2 separate regions of the Homo sapiens genome follow, and region 1 is linked to region 2. A link is an interaction called in ENCODE POLR2A ChIA-PET data of the cell type or tissue named here. Cell type or tissue: Caco-2. All regions are shown on one strand. Links, peaks and the distances in the headings refer to the core of each region. The heading gives the core; the rest is flanking DNA. Region 1 overlaps MMP15 (matrix metallopeptidase 15). Region 2 overlaps LOC101927556 (a long non-coding RNA gene).

Region 1 (13,176 bases), core at 9,177-13,176, 110 kb after region 2:
GCACAGTCACGGCTCACTGCAGCCTCAACCTCCCAGGCTCAAGTAATCCTCCCACCTCAGCCTACTGAGTAGCTGGCACTACAGGCGTGAGCCACCATGCCCAGCTAATTTTTGTAGAGATGAGGTTTCACCATGTTGCTGAAGCTGGTCTCTAACTCCTGGGCTCAAGTGATCTACCTGCCTCGGCCTCCCAAAGTGCTGGGATTACAGGGGTAAGCCACCGCACCCGACCTGTGGTATATTTCATCAAAGAATATGCTGCAACTTGTTGAGCCAGTGTCCCATTATTGGGCTGGTGGCTTCGTTACTGCCGTTGCAAATAAAGCTGAATGAACAGTTTGGTACACAAAGTTTTTCCCATGTTCTGGAAATATGCTTTCTTAATATTGATTTCTAAACTCTGCAGGATTGGCTTATGAAACTGAACAAGACGTGTTTGCAAAGCTGTTTGTTAACTTGCAAGTTCACATGGGTGCTGGGGAGAGTGGATGCAGTTGCATGTTGTGTAACTCGGCAGACCCCAGTGGGCAAGGCAATGTGGCTGGAATGGGAGTTTCTGCACTTCTAGAGCCCTAGCTCTGATGCTAACTTGCTATGTGACCTGGGACAGGTCTGTTGCCCTCCTTGAGCCTCAGACTTGGGTGACGAAATGCAAGGATCTGATTAAGTGACGATTGCATTTTGTATTTTTTTCAGTTACAAATTACAGAAATTCCAACTCAACCCTTTGGATTGACTAAAGAGATGGTATTTATTGGCTCTTGCAAACGTGTAAGGGATGTTGACTTCAGGTCTGGCTGTATCCAGGGGCTGAAACAATGTCATCTTTCTGTCTTGTGCCTCTGTTCTTTTGTGTGGTGCTCATTTTAAGATAGACAAAGGCCAGAGATGACTTGTACCACTGCCCACCCCTGGTAGGAATAGATTTGGGGATAGGGAACTGACTCCACCTGGGCCCCACCTGCCCCTGAAGCTGAGGAGAGAGGCAACCTTTCTGCAACTCATGAACTCAGAGTTGGAGGAGTGGCAGCTCCAAGGGGAAAATCAAGGTGTGAAGCCAAGAGATGGGAAGATGGGTGCTGGGCAGCCAGTGGAACCTCATGTCTGCACATACTTAAGCCCATCTTTTCACTGATTCTTAGCACTGTTGGGATCCTCATCTTATAACACAGGAAGCAGAGGCTGAAAGCTCAAGTAAGTTGCACAAACAGAGCTGGACTCTGACCCAGGATTTCTGAGACCTGATCCAGGACTTAGTCGGATTCACCCACTGCCTCTTCTCTGATGCTCCTTTAATGTCCGAAGCCTGCTCCTGCAGCCCTGCACCACCTTGAACTGACTGCTGGCATAGGCATGCGTGCATGCAGCAAGCCTCCTAATCACATTCTGTGCCCCCCTCCTGTTATCTGGGGACAAGGAGAGGACAGCTCATCCCCACCCCAGGAAACAAAGCTCTGCTTTCAGGAGCCCATTCCTCCACGGGAGGCATCTGCACACAGAGCCAGTTGTCTGCAGAATGGCTTCCCCTCCACTAGAAACTGAATAAGAGGCTGTGGTAGGAAATTGGGGGTGGGGGCAGAGAAAGAGCCCTATAGACACCAGGAGGGCGTAGAGGAAGGGACAGGCTCTCTCACGTAATGAATGAAGTTGACAGAGGGTTCTCACTGGAGAACATGGTTCCAGAGAACTGACCGAACTGACCAGAGCCAATACCCATTCTTGTCTGTGCCTCAGTTTCCCTATCTGTACATGTTGCACAAGGAGCCCAGGAGCTTGGGCTAAGAACTTTCTAGCCCTAAAATTCATTGAGTAATAAACGGTCAATTTCTTCACACTAGAGAGAATGCTTACAAATCAATAAGAAGAAACATCCCAAAAGGCAATTGGGCAATGGTGATGAGTAGGCCATTATCCCCTCCCCCTACCAAAAAACCCCCCAAAACCCTCAAACCGAAAAGGGTTAACAACGAACATAGGCAAAAATGTTCAGATTCAGTGGTAATCAAAGAACTGCAAATAAAGCCAACAAAGCATTATTTTTAGCAGTCTCACCAATTATGTTGATAAAGGTGATCTCACAGCTAGTGGAGAGGATAGGCACTCAGCCACTTCAGGGAGGAATAGAAACAGATGCTATTTTCTTCCTGGGAGTAATTTGTTGGTATTAAGCCTTGGGACGCTGTGGGCTGGCAATTCCGCTTCTCGGACTCTCTCTGAAGGCAAGGATTGTGGGTGTTTGCAAAAGTCATTTAGCAAAACAAAAACAATGTATCCTTTTTTTTTTTTTGAGACCAATTCTTGCTCTGTCCCCCAGGCTGGAGTGCAGTGGTGTGATCTCCGCTCACTGCAACCTCTGCCTCTGGAGTTCAAATGATTTTCGTGCCTCAGCCTCCCGAGTAGCTGGGATTACAGGTGCGTGCCCCCAAGCCCAGCTGATTTTTGTATTTTTAATAGAGACAGGGTTTCACCATGTTGGCCAGGATGGTCTCGAACTCCTGACCTCAAGTGATCCGCCCGCCGTGGCCTCCCAAAGTGTTGGGATTACAGGCGTGAGCCACCACACCTGGCCAGGATGTGCAGGATGTGTTATTAAAATTATGAATCAGGGCCGGGCGCGGTGGCTCACGCCTATAATCCCAGCACTTTGGGAGGCCGAGGTGGGCGAATCATGAGGTCAGGAGATTGAGACCATCCTGGCTAGGACAGTGAAACCCCGTCTCTACTAAAAATGCAAAAAATTAGCCGGGCGTGATGGCGGGCGCCTGTAGTCCCAGCTGATCCGGAGGCTGAGAGAGGAGAATGGCGTGGACCCAGGAGGCGGAGCTTGCAGTGATCTCACTGCCGAGATCATGCCACTGCACTCCAGCCTGGGCGACAGAGCGAGACTCCGTCTCAAAAAAGAAAAAAAATTATGAATCAAATCATGTCAGCTTCCCCCTGCCCCTTAGAATACTCCCAGGGTTTCTCTTCATCAGGCTTAGAACAACTCCGACTCTACCACATAGCCTGGTCCTGCTCCCTTCCTCCCACCTCCACCCCCTTCACCCACTGTCTGTCTCCTTTCTGGTCCTCAAACCAGAAAGGCCAGGCCTGGTCTAGCCTCAGGATCTTTGTGCTTGCTCCTCCCTCTGCCTGGAATGCTCACCTCCCTAGAATGTGACCTCAGTAAGGAGGGTCTCTATGTTTTTTGTTTTGTTTTGTTTTTTTCTGAGATGGAGTTTCACTCTTGTTGCCCAGGCTGGAGTGCAATGGCATGATCTTGGCTCACCGCAACCTCCGCCTCCCGGGTTCAAGGGATTCTCCTGCCTCAGCCTCCCAAGTAGCTGGGATTATAGGCACGTGCCACCATGCCCAGCTAATTTCTGTATTTTTAATAGAGACAGGGTTTCGCCATGTTGGCCAGGCTGGTCTCGAGCTCCTGACCTCAGGTTATCCACCCATCTGAGCCTCCCAAAGTGCTGAGATTACAGGCGTGAGCCACTGCGCCTGGCCGAGGGTCTCTATGTTATTCACTGCTAGACCCCTGGTCTGACCCCCGATATCAGTAGATGTTCACTGAATACATGAAAGGTTAAGAGCATGAGCTTTGGGGTCAGAAGCAGGTGTGGGCTTGAGTCCCAGTTCCAGCACTGGTTAGCTGTGTGGCCTTGTGTAAGTTCCTTCACCTCTCTGAGCCTTGGGCTCCTCTGCTGTGAAGTACAAGCAGACGAACTCCCTCAACGGGGATGTGCAAGCATATCAAGTCTGGTACAGTGTGACCCTGGAGGATCATTTGTGATAATTACAGGCCTCTCTGAATTTTATCTGTAATTGTGCTGCCATGGATTGAGGAACTCCAGGCATCCATAGAGTGCATCCACCAAAAGGATGTAGTAGGAAATGATCTACGGGCCGGGCGCGGTGGCTCAGCACTGTAGGAGGCCGAGGTGGGTGGATCCCTTGAGCCCAGGAGTTTGAGACCAGCCTGGCCAACATGATGAAACCCTGTCTCTAAAAAAATTACAAAAATTAGCCAGGCATGTTGGCGTGCATCTGTAATCCCAGCTACTCAGGAGGCTGAGCTGAGAGGATCGCTTGAGCCCAGGAGGTGGAGGTTGCAGTGAGCCGAGATCGCACGACTGCACTCCAGCCTGGGAGACAGAGTTAAAGTATACAGTGAGTCCTTAACGTTGCCAATAGGTTCCTGGAAACTGAGACTTTAAGTGAAAGGAGGAACTACATGCTATAGGAACTTAACTCTTGTTTATACCAATTAACCTACGGTAAAATTGGTTTTGTTATACATTCTGTTGTTTCCGCTTAACAGTTGAAGTTTCCAAGAACCTATCAACGACGTTAAGTGAAGACTCACCGCACTGTTTACTCGCGTATTTTATCATCGTGGGCATATGATGCATGCTCATAAAAATTCAAGCGATGAATCAAATACAAAGTGAAAGTCTCCTACATCCCACAATTTCTCATCCAAATTTCATGCTATATTAAATGAAAAAGGCAGGTTAAAAAAACCCCAATATGCACAGTACAAACTGACATAAACAATAAAATATGGCTGGGCGCAGTGGCTCACGTCTGTAATCCCAGCACTTTGGGAGGCCGAGGTCAGGAGTTCGAGACCAGCCTGGCCAATATGGTGACACCCTGTCTCTACTAAAAATACAGAAATTAGCTGGGTGTGGTGACATGAGCCTGTAGTCCCAGCTACTCAGGAGGCTGAGGCAGAAGAATCGCTTGAACCCAGGAGGCGGAGGTTGCAGTGAGCCGAGATGGTGCCACTGCATGCCAGCCTGGGTGACAGAGCGAGACTCTCTCTCTCTGTCTCTCTCTCTATATATATATATACATTAGTATATCCTCATAAGGAAAAGCCTGGAGGATTTACATTAAAGTGTCAAGGATGTTTGGTGGGAGAGTAGAGATTGCTCGCATTTTTCATGGTCTTTTTTGCCTTTTCTTTTTTGAGACGGGGGGTCTTGCTGTGTTGCCCAGGCTGGAGTGCAGTGGCGCAATCACAGCTCACCACAAACTCAAACTCCTGGACTCACGTGATTCTCCCACTTTGGCCTCCTGAGTAGCTGGGACTACAGACACATACCATCATGCCCAGCTAATTAAAAATTTTTTTTTTTTGTAGAGATGGCGTTTCGCCGTGTTGCTCAGGCTGGTCTCGAACACCTAAGCTCAAGGGTTCCTCCCGCCTCAGCCTCCCTTAGTGCTGGGATTACAGGCATGAGTCATGCCCGGCCATTTCTGGCTTTTTTGTGGCTTCCTCACTGTCTGTGGTGGCTGACCACGTATTTCTTTATGTAATCTGAAAAAGCCCATGTGGCCGGGCGCGGTGGCTCACGCCTGTAATCCCGGCACTTTGGGAGGCCGAGGCGGGCGGATCACGAGGTCAGGAGATCGAGACCACCCTGACTAACATGGTGAAACCCTGTCTCTACTGAAAATACAAAAAAATGAGCCTGGCCTGATGGCGGCAGGCGCCTGTAGTCCCAGCTACCCAGAGGCTGAGGCAGGAGAATGGCGTAAACCCGGGAGGCGGAGCTTGCAGTGAGCGGAGATCACACCACCACACTCCAGCCTGCGAGACAGAGCGAGACTCCGTCTCAAAACAAACAAACAAAAAAGCCCACGTAACAGTTAACTTGATGTCTCCTGCCTCGCCCCACCCCCTACCTTCCACCCTTTGTCTACTTGATCCCCAGGGGCTCTTGCGAAGAGCAACTGTGGGGTTGTGCCAGAGACCCCAGAGGGAACCCTGGTTCTCAGTATACTTTTGACGGATGAAGAGATGGGCGCCTTGTGGTCCTGGAGTTTGGCAAGCTCCTGAGGAGTCTTAGGTGGCCAATAAAAATGCCTGAAGGGAGGCTTGAATTTGGAACTCAAGCTACCCTAGGACATCGTCAAGGCAAAAATTTAAAAACCAAACCAAACTGGGGCCAGGCATGGTGGCTCACACCTGTAATCCCAGCAATTTGGGAGGCTGAGGCAGGCAGATAACTTGAGGTCAGGAGGTCAAGACCAGTCTGGCCAACATGGTAAACCCCTGTCTCTACTAAAAATACAAAAAAAAAAAAAAAAGAAAGAAAGAAAGAAAATTAGCCGGGTGGGCATGGTGGCGTGTGACTGTAGTCACAGCTACGCGGGAGGCTGAGGCAGGATAATCACTCGAACCTGGGAGGTGGAGGCTGCAGTGAGCCGAGATCGTGCCACTGCACCCCAGCCTGGGCAATAGAGTGAGACTCCATCTCAAACAAACAAACAAAAAACAAACAAACAAACAAACAAAAAAACTAAACCAAACCAGAACCTGACAGCTCACACTGGCTTCAGAAAGTGAGTTGATCAGTACATGAAACTGCAAAGTCGGGCCACGAGCCTTTAGGCACGGCTGGATCCAGGTGCTCAGATGATCCCTTTCCACAGCTCTGTGCCACTTCAAGGCTCTGTTTTCTTCTGTACTGGCTTCACTCCGGGGCAGGCTCTCTCCCTGTGGGGGCAAGATGACCTGTCAAGGGCTCCAGGCTCACATCCCAGGAGCTCAGCAATCCCAGTGGACACAGGTTTCTCTCTCCCAGGGGCTCCAGGAAAAGTCCCAGGGAGGCCCTGATGGGCTAGGCTTGGGTTTCCTCCCTACCCCTGCACCAGGCACTCGGGGGCTGCTGGCTGGTCCTGGGGCACAAGCCCATCCAGCCATCACTGGGTGAGCAGTCAGCTCTGCCAGAGTCCATGCACTGAGAAGGAGGGGGGGTTGTTCTTACAGGACAACGCAGGGGCCACTGGCAGAGGGAGGGGAGGCCAAGCAGAGCTCCTCCTCACTAGCCGCTGGAAACTCGTGCTCCAGGAAGCACAGGACTGCCCTTTATCAGGAAAGCTGAATTAATCACAACCCACTGCCCTTGGTTCTGCAGAAGAACAGATGAGGGGGGGTCCTCCATGGGGGTGGGGAGGTCAGGGCTTGGGGGGTAAGATAGGGGAGGGTGGGAGGAGAGTCCTGCCTGGGGATCAGAAGACACAGTTCAAACAGTAGGTGACTATGGCCTCATCAACCCCCTCTCCAGGCCTCAGTATCCCCATTTGTAAAGAGACATTGATTGGGCTGGAGTCTACAGGTTGTAGGATAGTGCTGCATCACTGGCTCAGAGGAATTCCTTCCCTCCTTCCTTCCTTCCTTCCTTCTTCCTTCCCTCCCTCCGGCCTTCCTTCCTTCTTTATTCCCTCCCTCCCTCCCACCTTCCCTTCCTCCCTTCCTTCTTTCCTTCCTCCCTCCCTTTCTCCTTCTTTCCCTTCTTCCTTCTTTCCATCCCTCTCTCTCTCCCTCCCTTCCTTTCTTCCTCCTTCCTTTCCTCTCTCTCTCCCTCCCTTCCTTTCTTCCTCCTTCCTTTCTTCCACCAAAAATGAAATTCTAAGCCCCCTCCCCCCAGTCATCTGAATGGGCTCCCTCCTTTTGGCCAAAGGCACTCCAAAGTTAACCTGAAAAACTGCTAGAGGCCATGACGGAAAGGGTGGGGGGGTCGGACATGCCTCCTTATACCCTTTTCCCTTTTGGAATTCAGGAAAAGCCAACCAGCATTTAGCATCAACATAGATCTCAAGTCTGATTAAAAAAAAAAAGTTTACAATCCACTGTCTCGGAAAGCCTGCTACCTGGAGGCTTCATCTGCATGATGAAACCTTGGTTTCCACAACCATTTATTGCAACCCAGACATTCCTTTCTATAGATAATAACTCTTTCAACAAATTGCCAAGCAGTAAAATTTAAAATCTATGTATAACTTGGAAGCCCCCACTTTGAGCTGTCTTGCCTTTCTGGACCAAACTGACGTTTATCTTAACTGTATTTGATTGATGTTTCATGTCTCCCCAAAATGCATACAACTAAGCTGTGCCCTGACCACCTTGGGCACATGTTCTCAGGGTCTCCTGAGAGCTGTGTCACAGGCCATTGGTCACTCATATTTGGCTCAGAATAAATCTCTTTCAAATATTTTTAGTTTGACTTTTTTTTTTTTTTAAGACAGTCTTGCTCTGTCACGAAGGCTGGAGTGCAGTGGTGAGATCTGGGCTAGCTGCAACCTCCGCCTCCTAGGTTCAAGCAATTCTCCTTGCCTCAGCCTCCTGAGCAGCTGGGATTACAGGCGCCTACCACCACACCCGGCTAATTTTTGTATTTTTAGTAGATACTGGGTTTTACCACGTTGGCCAGACTGGTCTTGAACTCCTGACCTCAGATGATCCACCTGCCTCGGCCTCCCAAAGTGCTGGGATTACAGGCGTGAGCCACCATGCCCAGCCTTTCTCTCTCTCTGTTTTTTTTAATCTCTCTTTTTTTTTTTTTTTTTTAAGAGTCGAGGTCTTGCTCTGTCACTCAAGCTGGAGTGCAATGGCATGGTCATAGTTCACTGTAGCCTCGAATTCCTGCCTCAACCTCCTGAGTAGCTGGGACTACAGGCATGCACCACCTTGCCCTGTTTCTGAACAGTTTTAAATGGAATCCAGTTGATCCCATTAAGAAATCATGCTGTGACCCGTGTCAAGAGGGGAGTAATATTATTTGTCCAAGAGAGGCCTCTGAGCTTGACTGTCAGTGGAGGGGAGTTGCAAGGCTATTTCTGGCGAAGACTGGAGTGGGTGAAAGACGTTGGGGGTGGGAGGTGTCAGAGGTGCTTGGAGAGGAAACCTGAGCTTGGGGCTTGGACCCAGAGTCTGGGAAGAAGGGCAAGTGTTTCGGTGAGGGAGGAGCTGGGGCAGGGCAGCCCTGTCCCCAGGGCCCAGTGGGGTGAGGCCTCGGCAGCTGGGAGGGAAGCGGGTGGGACAGGAATGTCCCTCTTCCCAGGCACCTGTCCTCAGGCTGGCCGACCTGTGACCCCATCCCACAGGCAGGAAACAGACACCACCCCAGTGCCTACCAGGTACCTGCACTTAGAGTAAGGATATTGGTAATGAACCATCGAGAGCCTTTCACAAGCCAGGAGCTGTTCTACGTGTTCCTAAGCATCAGCTCCACCAAGCCACATGATGGAATAGGCATGCCTGCGTGCCCATTGTACGGATGGGGAATCAGCTTAGTGAGGTGGAGGTACTTGCCCAAGGACGCACCCCCACCCTGAGTGATGGAGCCATGGTCAGTGTCTGGGTGCCTGGAACAAGGGGCAGGCTGGGCTAGAGCTGAGGAGATCCATGTGCTGTGGAGCCAGAGGCAGAAGGAAACAACAACCTTGAGGAAGGCAGGCAGGAAGCTGGGAGGCGGAAGCCACACACTGGGTCTTGAAGGGTCTATGCCATTTGCACAGGATGAGATGTACAGGGAAAAGTTTTCCAGGGGAGGGAACAGTGTAAGGAAAGGCATAGAGGCAGGCAAGTGCAGGGGACATTTGAGACAGGGCGAGAAGCCTGGCAGGGGCCTCTGCCAGCACTTTGTGGGTCATGAGGCCACTTGAGAAGTCAGCTGAGGGTGGAACTGCTGCGTCTTGAAAGTGCTGTGAGGCTTAAAATCCCCGGCATTTACCGAGGTAGCCGAGGGGGGCTGTCCCCTACCTCCCTGTGTGGTTCCTCAAATTGTCAAGGGTAAGGAAGAAAGTCTGGGAGCTGAAGTCCCCAGAGGCAGGGCTGGAGGGTGTGGAGGGGCTCCTCTGGGACCTACACGCAGGACCCCACTGTGGCCTGGGCACTGTGGATGCGCAGGAAGCCGGCATTCCTTCCCGTGAGCTGGAGGAGAATGGCCTCTGTGTGAGCCACAACAAAAAGGCTTTTCTGCCAAGTTGAAGGGGGAGAAAGCAGCCAATTCAGCCCCTGCCCCGGCCTGAAAGAAGGCTCTGTTGGTGGCCCTGGGGTCTTCGATGCATAGAATGTGCGGGGAGGAAGGCTGATGGGCAGGGGCCACCTTGCCCCTGTCCCGATGCTCCGGCAGCACCAGGGTCGGGTAGAGCTGGACTGTGGTGCAAGTTGGTCCAGCTGGGTCCTAATCCTGGCATGGCCATTTCCTAGCTGTGTGACCTTGGCCAAGTCACTTCACCTGAGCCTCTGCTCTCCTGAGTAAAATGTAGATGGGGAGCTTGTCAGCCTTGGGGTCACGATCACACATTGAGCACGTGCCCGGTGCCAGGCCCTTGCCTGCAAGGTTGCCAACACCTTGCAGCCACCCAGCATCCTCTGTCCACCTCCCACAGGCTGCAGCACCAGGGCTCAGGCACTGGATGTTTTAGACTCTAAAACTCCAAGCCTTGCAAATGCAGGAAAATAAAGTTATAAGGAAACATGTCAAATTGTCAACACAGGCTGAGAGATTATGGCAACTGAGACTTTTCTTCTTTTTGCTTATCTTTAATGTCTTAGTTTTTGCAGCTGGGAATTAGTAAAAATGTAAAGGAAAAAAGGATGCTGAGGGAATGGGGGCTGTGAGGGGCCCAAGGTGAGTTTAGGTTACAGTCACATTAAAAGACAAACAAACAAAAAAACGATTTAAAGGTGCAGGCTCCTGTTTAATCCCGGGGAGAAGGGACGGGGGTTAGGCCTCAGGCAGGCCTGGGATCTGGGCTCTCTGGACGTGGGGGAGTCAGGGCCTAGCTGCCCCACCCACCCCTCCTCATGCAAAGCCCCCCCGCAAGGATAGATAGATAGGGCTCTCGGATGGGCCGTGCCTTCAGCCACTGGGCCTCTGAGATTTTAGCAGCAAGCTTGGGGGAGGAAGCCTCTTTAGGCAGTTTCCTGAGGAGGTGAGGCCTCTGCCAACTCTCTCCCCTGGCCTTGGCTCTGAGGAAGGGCTTGACTCAAGGCCTTTCAAACTCTCCTCTCATCCCTGGGCCCCGACACTGCCCTCCACCTGCCCGGTGACCTCTGGGCTTTTGGGGGGCCCTAGGGACTCAGGTAGGAGGCAGACCTGGGAGGGACCCCGTGGCTTCTGCCACAGGGAAGCTGACAAGATGGCGGCTGCTTGGAATCCCCCCTGCTGCCACCAAGGCCCCTGTGGTGGGGGAGCTCACCGGCTGTTTCCTAGATGAGCCTGAGAGGCCTTCGAGGTTTCCAAGGGCCAGCACTTCCTACTCTCCCCAGCCAGTTTCAACACAAAGAGAGGAAGGGGCGGGACGGGATGGGACTGGTTGTGGGAGTGGGAGCTGGGCCTGGAACAGGCGGAACGACCCTGCCTGAGGACTTGCAGAGGCCTGGCCTGCTCCGTGGTGGGGGTGCGACCCCTACTGCAGCAAATCATCACTTTCCTGAGGGCCCAGGCTAGTACCTAAGAGGCTTGGCCAAGAGCATGGATGTGGGGGCTAAGGAGGACCTCCCGGGTCCACAGCCATGCTCAGACTCAAGGGACGGTGACACCTCAGTCTCCTGCCCTCCTGGGGTATCACTTGCACCCTGCACAGGCCTGGGTGGGATTTTCTGCTTCTCAAAGATGAAAGGGCAGGTCTTGGGTGCCTGCCACTCTGAGCAGCATGTGTGGGGAAGGGAACTTTTGGAATCAAAGTGCCACCATTTCCCATCTCTCTCTGTGCCTGGCTCTGGGCTCCCGTCAGTGCTCAGAACCCAGCCTGGGAGGACTGGCCTGGCTCTTCCTCCACTCCTAGACGGGGAGGGCTTGTGGCAAACTCAGTTGTCTTTTCTCAGCAGGAACAAACGGCAAACTAACTCCATGCTCCCTCCCTGCCCCACCCCGGCAGGGTGACCCCAGGTGCCCTGCCTCTCCCTCTTCTGGACTCTTGAGGGCAGCCCTAAGCTCTGCCCCTCCCAGGGCATAGTTTCCAAGGGCCATCGGGAAGGAGCCCCCATGGAATTGGAACAAGGTCTCCTTGGCATTGAGGTCAAGCCCCCTAACCCTAGCATGGGCTGGACCCCCACCACCTGCACGCCCTTCCAGCTGGAGGTTCCAGCCCAAGGCCTTACAAACAAGGACACATTTGCCGGCTGTACAATTTATTCAGTGCACATTATTTACAGAAATAAATGTATGGGGGTGGACACGGAACCCCCGCAGCCCCACCCCTTAGCTGGCTCTCCGGTTCTGCAGGGGGCAGAAGCTGCCGGACCCGCACTTGGTGCCAGTGCACAAGAAACCACTCGCAGAGGCCAGCAGAATCCTTCCCCCTCAAGTGCCTTGGGGATCCTGGGTGGCAGACTCCACTCGCTCAGGGCCATGGGGAAGTAGAGCCAGCTGTACAGTACCATTTCCCACAGCAGCCACGGCCTCTTGCTTGCTTTGGGAAGGAAAAGAGGAAGGAGGCATCTGTCCTCAGGGCTGAGCACAGGAGGGCAGCCTCTTAGGCCACAATGGGCTCCTTCGTGGGGTTCACAGTCTGATGCGCGGCTGGCCTATCCCCACCAGTGTCTCTCCTCCCAGGACCCTGGGGGCACAGGGAGCTGGAGGGGAGGAACCCCTCATGCCCAGTGCCTGACACTGTGGGCACCCATTCACGGCCATCCACTGCCCAGGCCTAGGCACCCACCAGCCCCCTCTCCCTGGGGCTCAGGACACTGGCAGCTGAAGCCCAAAGGAGCTGGAGCTCAGACCCCTGAGGCTAGTGGTGTGAGTCGGAGAGGGAGGGAGGAGGCACAGGGAAGGAACAGAGGGTTCTAGCTCAGGGAGGCATCTCTGCCAGGGGCGAGGCTGCTGCTTCCCTGGGGAGAGGGGCCCTGGCAGACTCCCTTTGGTCCGTGGTGAGGCAGGCCCAGGGCCCTTTCTCCAGAGAGGGAAGGAGGTGTGGGCCCAAGGGGAGGTGGGAGCTGGGGGCTGCTGCCGGGGGTGGGCTGGGTTCTCTGGCACAAGGAGCCAGGGTCACTGAGGCTGTCAGAAGTGGACTGCGAAGTCCACTGGATTGGGAAGGAACCAAGCCTCAATGGGGACTCAAGGGCCACGGCCCACCTCCCTTCCAGGTCCCCTTTGGCCTGGGGCTGCCCCTGGGTGGAAGGCTCTTCCTAAGGCCCAGAGAGACTCACTTGGGAAGGAGGGGACCAGGGGGGCCAGACAGTCTCCAACTGGGCAAAGAGAGCCTGGCAGTTACAGCCCTGGGGTTCAGGCTGAGGAGGTGCTGCTCTTCCAATGTGGGCCTCTGCCCCTCTGCTCCCCTGGCTGTGGCCAAGCCAGAGGATGATGGGGGCCTAATTCCCTGTCTGGAGCAGAACTACATTTAGAAAATTCTAAACACCCTGCCCCAGTCGGGGAAACAGAAACA
Region 2 (14,808 bases), core at 9,047-13,046:
TACATTTACCTTTGTTTAACAGGGCACCACTGTTGAATTAACCCATTCAGTCAACAAGCTCTGAATGTCTGACTTCCTATCTATTCCATTGTGGTCTGGGTTTCCTTTGGTGAAATTCAGGCTCAAGTCTTAGCGAAATGTCAGCAGTCTATACTGACACACCAGCCTCATTTACAAAAAGGAGATATTAAAACAGTGACAGTATTTTTTTTTTAAGCTCTTTACAAATCCACGTTTTATGTATTTTTTAATGACATGAGCTCTCCAGGAAATGTACCTCATCCCCGCAGTTTTCCTCCAAGTGGATTCATTTGGGAGCAAACTGCAGTCACTTTCACAAGAGTCCTCTTTGATGTCAGGAGGGATCACGAAACCTTGCAATGCCATGAACTGGTCCATGGTTATCATCAAAAGTTCCATGCTAAGTGCATAACTTGGAGCTCACTATAACCTTTGTTGATTTCCCTAACCATAAAATCTTGTTGCTATTTTTTTGTTGCTTTTTCTTTTTTTTTTTTTTTTTTTTTTTTGGCAGCCTTGTAAGGAGAACTTCACCATTTCCCAGCACATCCCTATGTGTGCGCCTATTTTAATGCACCTCTCTGAAACAGAGACCTTTTTGTTCACAACCATAACTAAAGCTGGAAAGTCAGTCTTCAGGCAAGGCGAGGGAGGAAAACATCCCATTAGAATTTTTTCAGGAAAGACTTATGGAAAAAAATATCTCTCTCCCACCTCCTTTTATCCCCATGAGACACAGTTTCCCACTGTAATCAGGGTAATATGCATTTGTAAGTTCTGATATGTGATACATTTATGTGATGGCAAAGATAAGTCTGTCTTGCATGCAGGTACTAGAGTTGTGTGGGCAGGGTCATCTGAAACTCAAGCAACTCAGAGGAATATACAAGGGGCTTGGGGAAGAAAATGGTGCTCCCGGAGCAAGTGTTGGATCCATTTTGCAAACCTTCATGTTAGCAGAGAAAGCTAGAGTTTGTTTAAACAAAAATAGGGCTGATTTCATTTTGGGGACTCAGGAGCAACATGGTTTGTAGGCAGTCCCCTCACCCCAGCTGCAGGGCCATGCCACAGCTGTGGGGACTTCACACACCTAGGCTAGAACTAGAGGTGTCTACCACATCACCCTTTAAGATTTCTTTATTAACTATTTAATAATGCCATACATTTTTATAAGGTTAGATGTTTGTTTGAAACATTTGTTTACATTCCATATTCCAATAAAATCTTATTGGTATTGGTAGCAGATCCTACTCTAAATGTAGATTCTATTTTTGTCGTTTGGTCTGTGGGAACTTAAAATACAAATGAAACTCTTCTCTTATTATAGAGTTGAGTTTATAGAGTAAAAAATAAATAAGATCCCAAAGCCAAGGAATGCATTCAGTTAAGGTTCTCATACCAATGCTGCCTGCTTGCATTGCACATTCTGTATACTAATGTAAACATTTGTTCTACCTGAAAATCAAAAGCAAGATGTGAGCTCTTTGGCTAAACCTGTATTGATATGTCAGGCAGCAAAACTCAGTGTTTGAGATTATCAAAAGCCTTCTAATATGCCCTTATAGGCAATCCTGAAGCATTGGTTATCATCAGGGAGATGTGCCACTGCGTGTCTTTCCTGCTCCCCCTCCAATCTCCTTTATCACCCCACCCCACTCCTCAGCCCTCCCTTTTTTTTTTTAAGTTGCCTGTCTGGACCAGGCAAGAGGTGCCTACTGGAGGGTCTTGGTGAAGCGGTAACTCCATTCCTTTCCCTTGGGTCCCCCAAAGGTAATAAAAGTACCTGGAGGAGAATAGTCAGGTGATTGACCTCTGCCTGTCTCTCTGACGGTGATGTAGGTGCAGACACCGCCTGCCTGCCTTGTCCTGGGGTTTTGTAACTGCAGCTTTGACACAGGCATTCTTCCTTTGAAGCACACAGCTTGCTTTTCCAGCACCTAGACTTTTACCTCTCTTCATGCCTTAGACTTAGACCATAACTGGGCTTGAAATGCTCACCCCTTCCTGGGTCTGGTCTTGGCACCTAGGCTATTCCTTTCCAAACTGAAGTGAGTCCAGTTTCAGACCATCTCTTTTCCTGTCTCCAAAAACCATTTTTGTTTCCAAACCTAGCTCCCCCGAAATTTTAAGACTATTTACCTAGATTCGGAGATGGTCTTGGAGAGTTCCAAAAGGGGTGTGTGTGTGTCTGTGTGTGTGTCTGTGTGTGTGTCTGTGTGTGTGTCTGTGTGTGTGTCTGTGTGTCTAATATTTAGACTAAACCATGGTAAATGTACGCACCCAGTATCCTTTTCAGTTAGCATATTCTTTCTTAAACTCATCTCAGTACTTTTCATTTGTTTGCTTCATTATCTTAAACAGGTTAAAAGTGCCTATGATAAGGACTTAATTATTTCCTAAAGAAAAGCAAAAAATGTGGGGAACAGGGTAGTGTTATACTATCATCTCAGGTACTGCCTATGTTCAAGAACATAGACCTGGTATGGTGAGAACAAAAGGTTCCTATGCCAAATCCAGATGGCTATATCATTTGTTGGCTACAAGTGAGCCTGACTGCAAGGTTTGCTTCTGCTGAGAAATCCCATGGTGAGAGTAGAACTCATGAAGTGCTGAGTCACATTTGCACCTCTGGTGTGGTGGCAGTTCACTCTCCCCTGGATGCTGTCAGCTGGCCTTGCTTTCATCCTATCCCTGTAGGCAGGGTAGGTGGCTGGGTAGGAGAAGCTATTGAGTGTATGACGCAGACCAAGCTTTCCTGGGCCTTCTCACCAACTAGAGAAGCGCTGATGTCGTTCATTGAGGCACTTAAACACCAGTCACTCAGCCAGGCCTCCTCCCAGACATTCTGTAACATGTCAGCACTCACAAGGTTTAAAGCAAATGTGTTCCCTTGCAGAGAGGAAGGTGCTCTCAGACTGATAGATTAGAGGAGACAGACAAACTCGTAATCCTTGGGGACTTGAAGAGAGTGGCTAGGGGAAGGGCTGTTAAAAGAAAAGGGACCAATAAGAAAATCCATCTAAAGGTAGCTCTTGAGGAGGAAATTAACTTCTTGAGGGGATAAATTAGAGGGTACCAAGTTTATGTTCTGGAATGTACCCTGGGGAGGGCGCTGCCCACTGGATTGGTCCCAGTGGACTGAAAGGTGGTGCTCTCGAGTCAGGCGCTTAGTCCCAGAGAGAGCTGGGTGCCGCGGGGCTCGTGGTCTGTGCCTACTCAGGGAAATGACTTAGGTTCTCCCAGGTGCTCTGTTGATAAGGATGGAAGCAGAACTACTTTGAGACACAAGCAACAATTGGAAGAGTTTTTTTATATGAACTGAAATAGATCTAAGAGAGCCTGGTTAACAGTTTCCTTTAATACCAGTTCAGATTAAATGGTTACTTTAGGAACCTGTGTTACTGTGTGAGCACCCACAGAAACAAGCAAACTTATTTCCTACAAAAAATGAGGGGATAATAACCGATCAGAGTCACAGTCGTTTCAATATAAACCCTTCCGAAAGCAAAAGCAGGGACCACATGAGCACACAAGAAGCCAAAGTTTGTCAGTGATCTTAATAAATTAAGACTGAGTAACATCCTGCCTTTAGAAAAAAATAACCCCGAGGTGGAGACCAGGGCAGGGGAGGTGGCGGAGAAGCATCGGGCCAGATCAACCGTTAATAACATGCTTCTGAGCTATGTGGATGTATAAATGAAAACACCCCCAACTAGGTATTGTAGAGGCTGGAAAAAGATGTGATGGGATTATACAGGTGATGCATATTTTTGTTTTGAGACTCAACAATGTGCTACAAATGTGATACTTAACCCTGAACTGCATGTATTGGGGATTGTTTTTTAAAAAGAAAAAAAACAACTTTGAATCAATAAATTAACAGTTTTTCACTTGCTGGCTCTTCTTGCTGTAAATGGTGACTAAGAGGTTGGGACAGAAATCTTGACAACTAGTGGAAAACTTGGATAATCTTCAAGGACCATGGAGCCTTCTGTTTCCTTCTGTTTGCAGAAAAGCAACACTGCCTGGGTTGTGATCCTTTACAAGTGACTACTTCAGACACAATTGGCCACCTCTTTGTATCACTGGATGACTGATGTATGATTTATGTGCTGCTGCCCTTAGAGGGAAGAAAAATGCCATGTTAAATCCTGTTTTCTTAAATAAAAATGTTGACAATAACCAGCCTTCCCAAGTGGGAGACAAACCATTGCTATGAGGACCTTAACTTGTATTTCCTGTCTCTTTGGGGGAGAGGGGAGGGATAAACCTTGAATTGCAAAGATGTGTGTTACACCTTGATGTGAAAACTTTCCTTTGGCAGAAGTGGGGCTAGAGTGGTGTCCTGTTGGGAGTGTTCCGTTTTTATGTACTTGCTTCTGAGTCGCGCCACTCAGACACCTGCCTCTTGGGATTGACTGTTTTAGTGCATGACTTTAACCTTGTGGCCTGGTGCTCTGCATTTGTGAAACACTCTCCCTAGCCCCATTCCTTGCAGCACATGCTATTATTTGGCAGGTGGTGGTATCTTTAATTAATGTGCTTTCTTTAATTAGTGTGCTTTCTTCTCACTGAGCCTCTGAAGTTGGGTGCTTGGAATCAGCTGAAGTGTTTAAAGGCAAATATAGTCATTTCTTTCTTAACCTCATGCACCATGCAGCCCTTCTCAAATCAAATACTACGCAGTGGAACCCTTCCTTTACCCAAAGAAAGTTTTCATGAAATGATTTTGTGTGTGTGACAGCTTCCCAGGTGCATAGTCCTTCCTCAGTACTGTAGTGCTGTTCTGGGAGGCACTGCTTCTAGAATTCCACTGCCGGCATCTCACCACCCACTTGCTATGCTGGACCTGGAAGGAGAAATGAGGTTTTCAGGCCATGCCAGGCAGCTAGCTGTTTCCAGGGGAGAGTTAAAAATATTTGAGCTCACTTACTGCTCTTTGTTTATTAGTGGACTCAGCCCTTTTTCTGAGTAAATACAGACCCCGTCTTAGTCCTAAGACACCTCAGATAATCAGGTCAGGTCTGAGGGGGACCTAGAGCTGACTGCTGAATTTGTAGCTTGACTGGCACAGAATGGTCAAGAGGCTCTGAGGCTTCTCCATCAGCACCCTGGACCCGAGGGATGGGGTAGAGTGGAAGACCTGGTCACAACACACGTGGTGCCCAGAGCACCCGTCCTGTGACAGAAGGCCGTGCTAGAGACCATCTCTGTCATGATAATCAGAAGAGGAAGGCAGAGGGTACTGTTGGAAACCTGAACTCAGCGAGTTCTCACAGGGTTCTCCACCAAGTGGCATGGGAGGGCCGAGCTTGCATTCTAGCACAGGCCCTCCTACACGTGGAGGCCTCCCCTCGCCCGCTCAGGTTGATTAATGACGTCTTTCCCTCCTCCCGTCTCTTTCCCCAGGTCTGTTGCGGTTCTCCCACTTTTCCATAAGCAGAACAAGAACCAAATCAAACGTCTTAACGCGTATAGAGAGATCACGTTCCGTGAGCAGACACAAAACGGTGGCAGGTTTGGCGAGCACGAACTAGACCAAGCGAAGGGCAGCCCACCACCGTATATCAAACCTCACTTCCGAATGTAAAAGGCTCACTTGCCTTTGGCTTCCTGTTGACTTCTTCCCGACCCAGAAAGCATGGGGAATGTGAAGGGTATGCAGAATGTTGTTGGTTACTGTTGCTCCCCGAGCCCCTCGACTCGTCCCGTGGCCGCCTGTTTTTCCAGCAAACCACGCTAACTAGCTGACCACAGACTCCACAGTGGGGGGACGGGCGCAGTATGTGGCATGGCGGCAGTTACATATTATTATTTTAAAAGTATATATTATTGAATAAAAGGTTTTAAAAGAAACGTATGGAGAGTTTTCAGTATGGAAAGGGCCGTGAACTGAGGCCTGTGACTCAGGATGAGACAAAAGCGCATTCGTGCCAGGTTCTAACCAGACGAAGCAGGGGAGGTCCCTGGGACAAGGTGGGCCAGTTTTCATTTTTGTTTTTAAACAGTCTTGCTCTGTCATGGAGGCTGGAGTGCAGTGGCGCAACCATAGCTCACTACAGCCTCGGCCTCCTGGCCTCAAGTGATCCTCCTGCTTCAGCCTCCTGAGTAGCTGGGATTACAGGTGCATGCCACCACACCTGACAAGTTTTCTTAAGTTTTTTTTTTGTAGAAATGGTCTTGCCACGTGGCCCAGGCTGGTCTCAAACTCCTGACTCAAGTGATCCTCTTTCCTAGTCCCCCTAAAGTGCTGGGTCTACATAGAGGTGTGAGCCACCACACTCAGCCAAGGAGGGCCCGTTTGTAAGGACTCTCTTCCAGAGCTGAGTGGTGTTAAGAGGTACACAGTGAACCAGTCCTAGGAATGGGGACAATATGGATGGCTGAAGTAGACTCAGCCAGGAAAGTGGGGCTTTGCCTTGAACACATTCCAACTGGCCAGCATCCTCCCTGGCCTCTCCTTCAAATGAGAGTCACCTCCTGTGAATGCAGGAAGATGCCTTGGCCCTTTCTTGGTTGCCCCTTTGCTCCCATCTCCACATTTCATCCCATCTCAATCCTGTCCCCTCAGCACCTGCTACTGAAGAAAGGCCCCGTCTTGGAGGCTGGTTGAGTTTGCTGTCCTGAGGCAGGAGAGGGGTCGAGGTCTCTGATCTGAGGGCTGCTTTTGACCACACATTCTGAAGCACCCATGAACTGGAAGGAAAAGCAGACACTCAGGGAGCTAGAACAGAAGCACTGGTTGTATTTGTTAAATGGGAGAAACCCAATGCTACAAATGAGACTTCGCTGGCTCCCATGGTCCTCAGCTCAAGACAGTGGTGCCAGGGCAGGTGAAAGCAATGGCCATGACCTTGTACTGGCTGCTGGTTTGTGTCCTCCCACTGCCTGTAGGACAGCAGGAGCTATGGGCAGATCTAGACACCCAAGCCACTGGATGGCACGCCAGCTAGGTCTCCACAAAAGCAACTTGGTCCACACAACATTCTCTGTCCTCTGCAGCTAGTTCTGGCCCATGGTGGGAACCCAAGTGTGGATGTTCACAGTTTTTGAAGTGACTATGGAGGAAAGCAGGCCCCTTTCAGGGCCACCACAGCATCGTGGTGTCCTTTGGACCAGCTTCTGTGGCATCTAAGCTGTTGCTCAGGTGTGGGAGCTTGAGACTGTGCATCCCCCCTGGACACCAGCAGGTGAGGACCCATAGGCCACCACCTGTGGGACACTGAGCAGATAGACTTGGTGCTTTCTAGCCCCATCACTGGCCTAATTTTCTCAAGCTGGCTGTCTCGGGGCTCTTTGTGACTCAAGGCTGTGCAAATTTCTGTGAGTCTCCCAGATCTCTGGGACTGCATCAAAACACCTTGTTGTTTTGTTGTACCCTGTAGTACCTAGGAACATGCTTCGTGCGTGCATGTTTATCTCCACAGCATGTATCTGTGCTACTTAGCGTGACTTACTGCCATCTCAGGTCTTCTCCAGACATAGAGGGTCTTATTCGAATAGAATCATTTGATTGGCTTGCATCTTTAGATGTCATGTAGAACTTGGAACCATAACTCCCTCCTCCAATTTCCCCCCTCAACCAAGGCTCTCTTTAACTGCTCCGTGTGGAAATCATGTTTCACAAATAATTTTCAGTTTTGTGGGTGATTATGGTTGGGTTGAGAAAGTGTGTGGTTGTAGAAAGAAGAGAAAGGAGGTGATTTTTGAGTAGGTTGTTTTGACTTTTGAAAGCAGGGGACGTCCTAACACCTGCTACCACAAAAACTGTCTTCAGCTCCTCCTCAGTGTGCTTGGAGATTCAGAACATCAGCTCTCATCTCCCAGTGGTCCTGGTTGTGTTCTAAACAATATTGATTGCATTTTCCTGATTACCAAAATAATATATGTTTGTGGTAAAAACAAAAAAAAATTCAAATGCTTACAGAGAAGTAAATAACGAAAGCCCCAGCCCCCAGCCACACACACACACACACACACACACACACACACACACACACACACACACACACACCCCATGCTCACAGGAAAGCCTCTTCCTCTCTTAGAGATAATCACCATTAAATTTTGTGTATATCTTCCCGGTTTTTTCCTATGCACTTACTATTTTAAAATTATAATTTTCATTTTTACATAAATGGTAATCAGACTATGCATTCTTATTCTGCAACTCGTATTTCCACTTAGTTGTGAAAATCTTACTGCATTACCGTGTATAAATCTACCTCACCCCTTTTCGTGGCTGCATGGTTTACCATTGCGTGATACACCACAGTTGAATCAATCTGTTATTGATAGACTTTGGATTGTTCCTCATTTTTCAGTATTACCAGTATTGCTGCAATAAACAAATGTGCACATACATTTTTGGACAATATGTATGTGGAATGAAATCGTTAAAAATAATTATGCTATATGATGTTTTTGGAAAGGGTATTCTTATGATTCTAGAAAGCAGCCTCCCAGCCCTTCCCTCACTGGTGCAGGCTGGAACTGTGATGACTCTGGCCATGGGATTCTTGCAGGCCTCTATCAAGCACGTGGGGCACAGGCACGGTATCTGCAGCCTCTCAGCTTTCTAGAGGACTACAGAAATGTTTGAGACCTGAATAAAGAAAAAGTGTTGGCTCTAACCTAAGAAAGTTGAAAGTAAATATTAATAAGTGGAATTAAACGTCTTAATGTACAACCTTGTGAACGTCACTCATTAAATTCAATAATTGCTTTTAAAAATATCTTTCTCATAAATTAGTGAGTCACAGAATTGTCAGATAATTTCAAAAGCAAATTCTAAGGATTCTTCTCAAAAATCACAGAAGAAAAAAACATAAATATGAAAAATGGTTGCATTTTAATGTATTTGAAATGCCATGGGAAAGAATTCATAAGTAAGCACAACGGCAGGGCACGGTGGCTCATGCCTGTAGTCCCAGCACTTTGGGAGTCTGAGGTGGGAGGATCGCTTAAGGCCAGGAGTTTGAGGTTGCAGTGAGCTGTGATCACGCCACCACACTCCAGCCTGGGTGACAGAGTGAGTCCCTGCTTTAAAAAAAAAAAAAAAAAATGCATGCTGAGGACCAGCATGTTTTAAAATAGCTCTGGCCGTAAGGGGCCAGGTGTTAGAATGGATGAACAGTCTTTTTCAGAATATTATTCTACAGGCTGTTAAAATAATGTGCATCTTAAATGCATTGTGCTAAGCAAAGAAGCCAGATCCATGTGGAACAGATCTGTGGTTACCGAGGGTTAGGGATGACTACAAAACATGAGTATGAGGTAATTTTGGGGGATGATGGAATTGTTCTGTGTCCTAAATGTGGTGGTGGTTATATGACTTGGTGCCCTTGTCAAAACTTTACACCTAAAAAAGAGTACATTTTATTGTATGTACACTTAAAAGTTCATTTTGGGACAGGGTCTTGCTCTGTTGCCCAGGCTGGAGTGCAGTGGTGTAATCATAGCTCACTGCAGTTCAACCTCCTGGGCTTAAATGATCCTCCCACCTCAGACTCCTGAGTAGCTGGGACCACAAGCACACACAACCATGCCTGGCTAATTTTTTTAAAGTTTTTAATAGAGACAAGGGCTTGCTATGTTTCGCAGTCTAGTCTCAAACTCCTGGGCTCAAGCGATCTTCCTGCCTCACCCTCCCAAAATGTTGGGATTACAGGTATGAGTCACTGGGCCCAGCCTAAAATTCATTTTTTTAATAATAACATGCAGGGCCTCACAGACTCCCATTTAGACTCCACTCTCCAATGAGCAGGAACGTCATCTGCACACCGTGACTCTTCCTGATAGGCTCGAGGGCTATCACTGCTGGGGCTGGGATACAGTTGTTCTTTGCCAGCTAGACACTCCAGTCATTCAGGGCACACTTCCATCTTTGCTCCCAGCTAAGGGATACAGCTCCTCACCTCACTGCTATACCTCCGCATCCCCATCCCCACCAGAAAAGAGATGCAGGGAGTCAACTCTGCCTTCCAGTGTGTGGCAAGCCCCTCGTGTCTCCAGGGCAGATGTTCTGAATTTTTGGGCTTGGACTAACACGAAGAGGCACTGTCCACTGGGTATTGGCATCTGACTAGGGCTTTTGTGCACTGAAAGGGATGCTTACAGTTACTAGTGTTTTAAACAATAGTTATTAAAGCTGTACATTTAATTTGCCTCATGTCTTTAAGATCAGTTTATAAATCTAGCTACAACTAGCTACAAACAAGTTGATTTTGTATATAGATAGAAATGCTTAATCTTTAATGTTCAATTAGTTCGAAACAATGAGTTAAAATGAAAAAATTGCTTGCACGCCTAATTTAGTTTCCTTGGCCATTTTAAACTCAATTACACGTTTAAACTGTTTGATTTGCACACACTTCCAATAACTAATATGAAAGACCTAAAATCTGATGAAATCTTCCTGAGCATTGAAATACTAACCTAAATCTACATTCATAAATTTAATACGTTAAGGTCTTGTAAACATTCATTATTTATCAACTTGTTAAAATTTTCTTTTTTTTTTTTTTTTGAGAGTAGTCTCGCTCTGTTGCCCAGGCTGGAGTGCAGTGGCGCAATCTCAGCGCACTGCAAGTTCCACCTCCCGGGGTTCACGCCATCCTGCCTCAGCCTCCGGAGTAGCTGGGACTACAGGTGCCCACCACCACGCCCAGCTAATTTTTTTGTATTTTTAGTAGAGACGGGGTTTCACCGTGTTGGCCAGAATGGTCTCAATCTCCTGACCTCGTGATCCGCCCATCTTGGCCTCTCAAAGTGCTGGGATTACAGGCATGAGCCACCGAGCCCGGCCTCAACTTGTTAAATTTTCTTAGATATTTTAAAATTAAAACCACAGATCTAATTTCAAATTCCTTTAAGCATTTTGAATTAAATTCCAAGTGTCTGATCCTCTAAGACATTAGGTACTCTTAAATATTTCAAATATTTTAACAGTATCACCATAATCGGAAACATTCTTCAGTGTAACCCAGATTACTGAGATCATGGGTTGTATTTACTTACCACAATCTCTGTGTGTTTTAGCACTCGCCCCACCAAGGTGACATACTCTGCCTCAGCTCAGGACTGCAATATGTTAATGGTTAGAGATTCTGGGCCAGGCACAGGACTTGATACTGCTTCTGTAATAGTTCTACCCAAGCTGGAAGCTAAACGTCTTGGAGTAATGGGTTTTTTCTTTATTCTTTTCTTTTCTTTTTTTTTTTTTTTTTTTTGAGACAGGGTCTCACTCTGTCGCCCAGATTGGAATGCAGTGGCGCAATCTCAGCTCACTACTGCGTTCAGCTCCGAGGCTCAAGTGATCCTCTTGCCTCAGCCTCCTGAGTAGCTGAGGCCACAGGCATGTGCCACCCCACCCAGCTAATTTTTTGTATTTTTGGTAGAGACAGGGTTTCCCCATGTTTCCCAGGCTGGTTTTGAACACCTGGCCTCATGTGATCCACCAGCCTCAGCCTCCCAAAGTGCTGGGATTACAGGTGTGAGTCACGGCACCTGGGCAGTAATGGGATTCTTAAGACAACTTGTATCTTGCTTCTGGTGCATTATTTTACCTTTTGCACAACTTTTAACTGCCTGATTTGCATCAGTTGAGCTTCTGCACCCACTGCCCAGGTTGCTCTTACTTTACTGCCTCATTTGATTTTCCTCCCTTTTTATTATTATTTTTGTCTGACTATGCCATTCTTTTAAAAATTATTTTCGACCAGGCGCAGTGGCTCACACCTGTAATCCCAGCACTTTGGGAGGCCAAGGCGGGCGGATCACGAGGTCGAGAGATCGAGACCATCCTGGCTAACACTGTGAAACCCCGCCTCTACTAAAAATACAAAAAATTAGCCGGGCTTGGTGGCGGGCACCTGTAATCCCAGCTACTTGGGAGGCTGAGGCAGGAGAATGGCATGAACCCGGGAGGCGGAGCTTACGGTGAGCTGAGATTGTGCCACTGCACTCTAGCCTGGGCGACAGAACAAGACTCCGTCTCAAAAAAAAAAAAATTATTTTCATGTAAATTTTTTTTCTTGTCACTCAATTGGATGGCTAATCCATTCTAATATTGACAGCAGCAATTTTTTTTTTTTTTTTTTGGATACAGGGCCTTTGTCACCCAGGCTGGACTGCAGTGGTGCAATCATGGTGCACTGCAGCCTCGACCTCCCAGGCTCAGATGATTTTCAACCTCAGCCTCCCAGGTAGCTGGGACTACAGGCGTGTGCCACCACGCCCAGCTAATTTTTTGGGTTTTTGTTTTTTGTTTTTTGAGATGGAGTTTCGCTCTTGTTGCCCAGGCTGGAGTGCAGTGGCGCGATCTCGGCTCACTGCAACCTTCGCCTCCCGGGTTCAAGCCATTCTCCTGCCTCAGGCTCCCGAGTAGCTGGGATTATAGGCATGCATCACCACGCCCAGTTTAACTAATTTTGTATTTTTAGTACAGACGGGGTTTCTCCATGTTGGTGAGGCTGGTCTTGAACTCCCAACCTCAGGTGATCCACCTGCCTTGGTCTCCCAAAGTGCTGGGATTACAGGCATGAGCCACCACGCCCGGCCCTGTATTTTTTTATTTTTAAGAAACCATGTTGCCCAGGCTCGTCTTGAATTCCTGGCTTCAAGCAATCCTCCTGCCTTGGCCTCCCAAAGTGCTGGGATTATAAGCGTAAACCATCATGCCTGGCCTGACAGCAGCAGTTTACTAGCAAGGTTTTTCTTGTACAAAGGAACTTCAAAAAGTTTGTGAAAAATTGAATTTAAAGATAAAAATTAAAAATATGAATTTATTTCTCAGCAGAATCTTCATCAAGTTCAAGACAATTTTGTAAGTGATATCAGGCATTTAGTTCCTCCTTAAAGAACTGAGGGAAGCTGGGCACGGTGGCTCATGCCTGTAATCCCAGCACTTTGGGAGGCTGAGGCGGGTGGATTACTTGAGATCAGGAGTTCGAGACCAGCCTGGCCAATATGGTGAAACCCCGCCTCTATACAAATACAAAAAAATTAGTCGGTGTGGTGGCACGTGCCTGTAATCCCAGCTACTCAGGAGGCTGAGGCAGGAGAATCACTTGAACCTGGTGGGTGGAGGTTGCAGTATTGAATCTGGGGGGCGGAGGTTGCAGTGAGCTGAGATTGCACCACTGCACTCCAGCTTGGGCGACACAGTGAGACTCCGTCTCAAAAAAAACAAAAAACAAACAAACTCAGGGTCCTGAGAATTTAACCATGCCAATGTAGTCTTGCTTCCTTGATTTATTTATTTATTTATTTATTTAGAGACGGAGTCTCCCTCTGTTGCCCAGGCTGGAGTGCGCTGGCATGATTTTGGCTCACTGCAACCTCTGCCACCCGAGTTCAAGCGATTCTCCTGCCTCAGCCTCTCAAGCGCTGGGATTACAGACGCGTGCCACCACGCCCGGCTAATTTTTTGTATTTTTAGTAGAGACAGGGTTTCGCCATGTTGGCCAGGCTGGTCTTGAACTCCTGACCTTAGATGATCCACCCACCTTGGCCTCCCAAAATGCTGGGATTACAGGCATGAGCCACCATGCCCAGCCTCATTATTAACTGAAGAAAAATGGGTGCCCTTTAAAGAATTTGTCAGATTAGGAAACAAAAAGAAGTCAGAAGGAGCTAAATCAGGACTGTAAGATGGATGCCTAATGATTTCTTGTTGAAACTCTGCAAAATTGCCCTCGTTTTTCATGAGGAGTGAGCAGGAGCATTGTGGTGGAGAAGGAGTCTCTAGTGAAGCTTTCCCAGGCATTTTTCTCCTAAAGCTCTGGGTAACCTACTGAAAACACTCTCATAGGAAGCAAATGTTATCATTCTTTGGCCCTCCAGAAAGTTGACAGCAAAATGCTTTGAGCATCCCAAAAAACTGTTGCCATGACCTTCGACTGGTCTACTTTTTCTTTGGCCAGACCACTTCCGCCTCTCGGTAGCCACTGCTTTGTGCTTGTCTTCAGGATCGTACTGGTGAACCCATGTGTCATCTCCTGTTACAGTTTTTTTTGAAGAAATGCTTCAGATTCTTGATCCCACTTATTTAAAATTGCCATTGAAAGTTCTGTTCTTCTCTATAGTTGATCTGGGCAAAGCAGTTTTAGCACCCATCAAATGGAAAGTTTGCTTAACTTTATTTTTCAAAATTTCTTAATTTTTCAAAATTGTGTAAGCCGAACCAATTGAGATGTTTGTGCTGTTGGCTATTGTTTGTTCGTTTGTTTCTTTCTTTCTTTTTTTTTTTTTTTTGTGATGGAGTCTTGCTCTGTTGCCCAGGCTAGAGTGCAGCAGCACGATCTTGGCTCACTGCAACTCTGCCTCCTGGGTTCAAGCAATTCTCCTCCCTCAGCCTCCTGAGTAGCTGGGACTACAGGCGCCTGCCACCGCACCCAGCTGATTTTTGTATTTTGAGTAAAGACAGAGTTCCACCATCTTGGCCAGGCTGGTCTCGAACTCCTGACCTTGTGATCCACCCACCTCGGCCTCCCAAAGTGCTGGGATTGCAGGCATGAGCCACTGCGCCCAGGCTCTTTTTTTCTTTTTTGAGACAGAGTCTCACTCTGTCACCCAGGCTGGAGTGCAGTGGCAAGGTCTCAGTTCACTACAGCCTCCGCCTCCCAGGCTCAGGTGATCTTCCCACCTTAGTCTCCCGACTAGCTGGGACTACAGGAGGCGTGCATCACCATGCCAGGCTAATTTTTATTTTTTTGTAGATACAAGGTCTCATTATATTGACTAGGCTAGTCTCGAAGCCCTGGGCTCAAGCAATCCTCCCGTTTT

What was found. ChIA-PET counts read pairs that join two places held together with the same protein. Peaks named below come from ENCODE experiments on the same cell type or tissue, not always from the same donor. Only the 100,000 strongest peaks of a DNase experiment are listed, where the experiment ranks them.
Region 1: POLR2A ChIA-PET joins it to region 2 with 5 read pairs; 1 of 35 experiments calls an interaction of 5 or more read pairs at or near these places.

The regions. Positions count from the first base shown.
Region 1 is chr16:58,045,629-58,058,804 of GRCh38, reverse strand. MMP15 (matrix metallopeptidase 15) reads right to left here. Exons shown (of 10, transcript NM_002428.4): 10 at 11,904-13,176. Among named protein-coding and RNA genes, the nearest start is that of MMP15, 26 kb to the right of the region's middle. In Caco-2, for the core only: no CTCF peak of the experiment used is centred there; a DNase peak (open chromatin) is centred at 11,094.
Region 2 is chr16:58,148,976-58,163,783 of GRCh38, reverse strand. It overlaps LOC101927556 (a long non-coding RNA gene), which reads right to left. Exons shown (of 4, transcript NR_188516.1): 4 at 3,360-4,870. It overlaps CSNK2A2 (casein kinase 2 alpha 2), which reads left to right. Exons shown (of 12, transcript NM_001896.4): 12 at 5,431-5,877. Among named protein-coding and RNA genes, the nearest start is that of CFAP20, 27 kb to the right of the region's middle. In Caco-2, for the core only: no CTCF peak of the experiment used is centred there; DNase peaks (open chromatin) are centred at 11,085 and 11,263.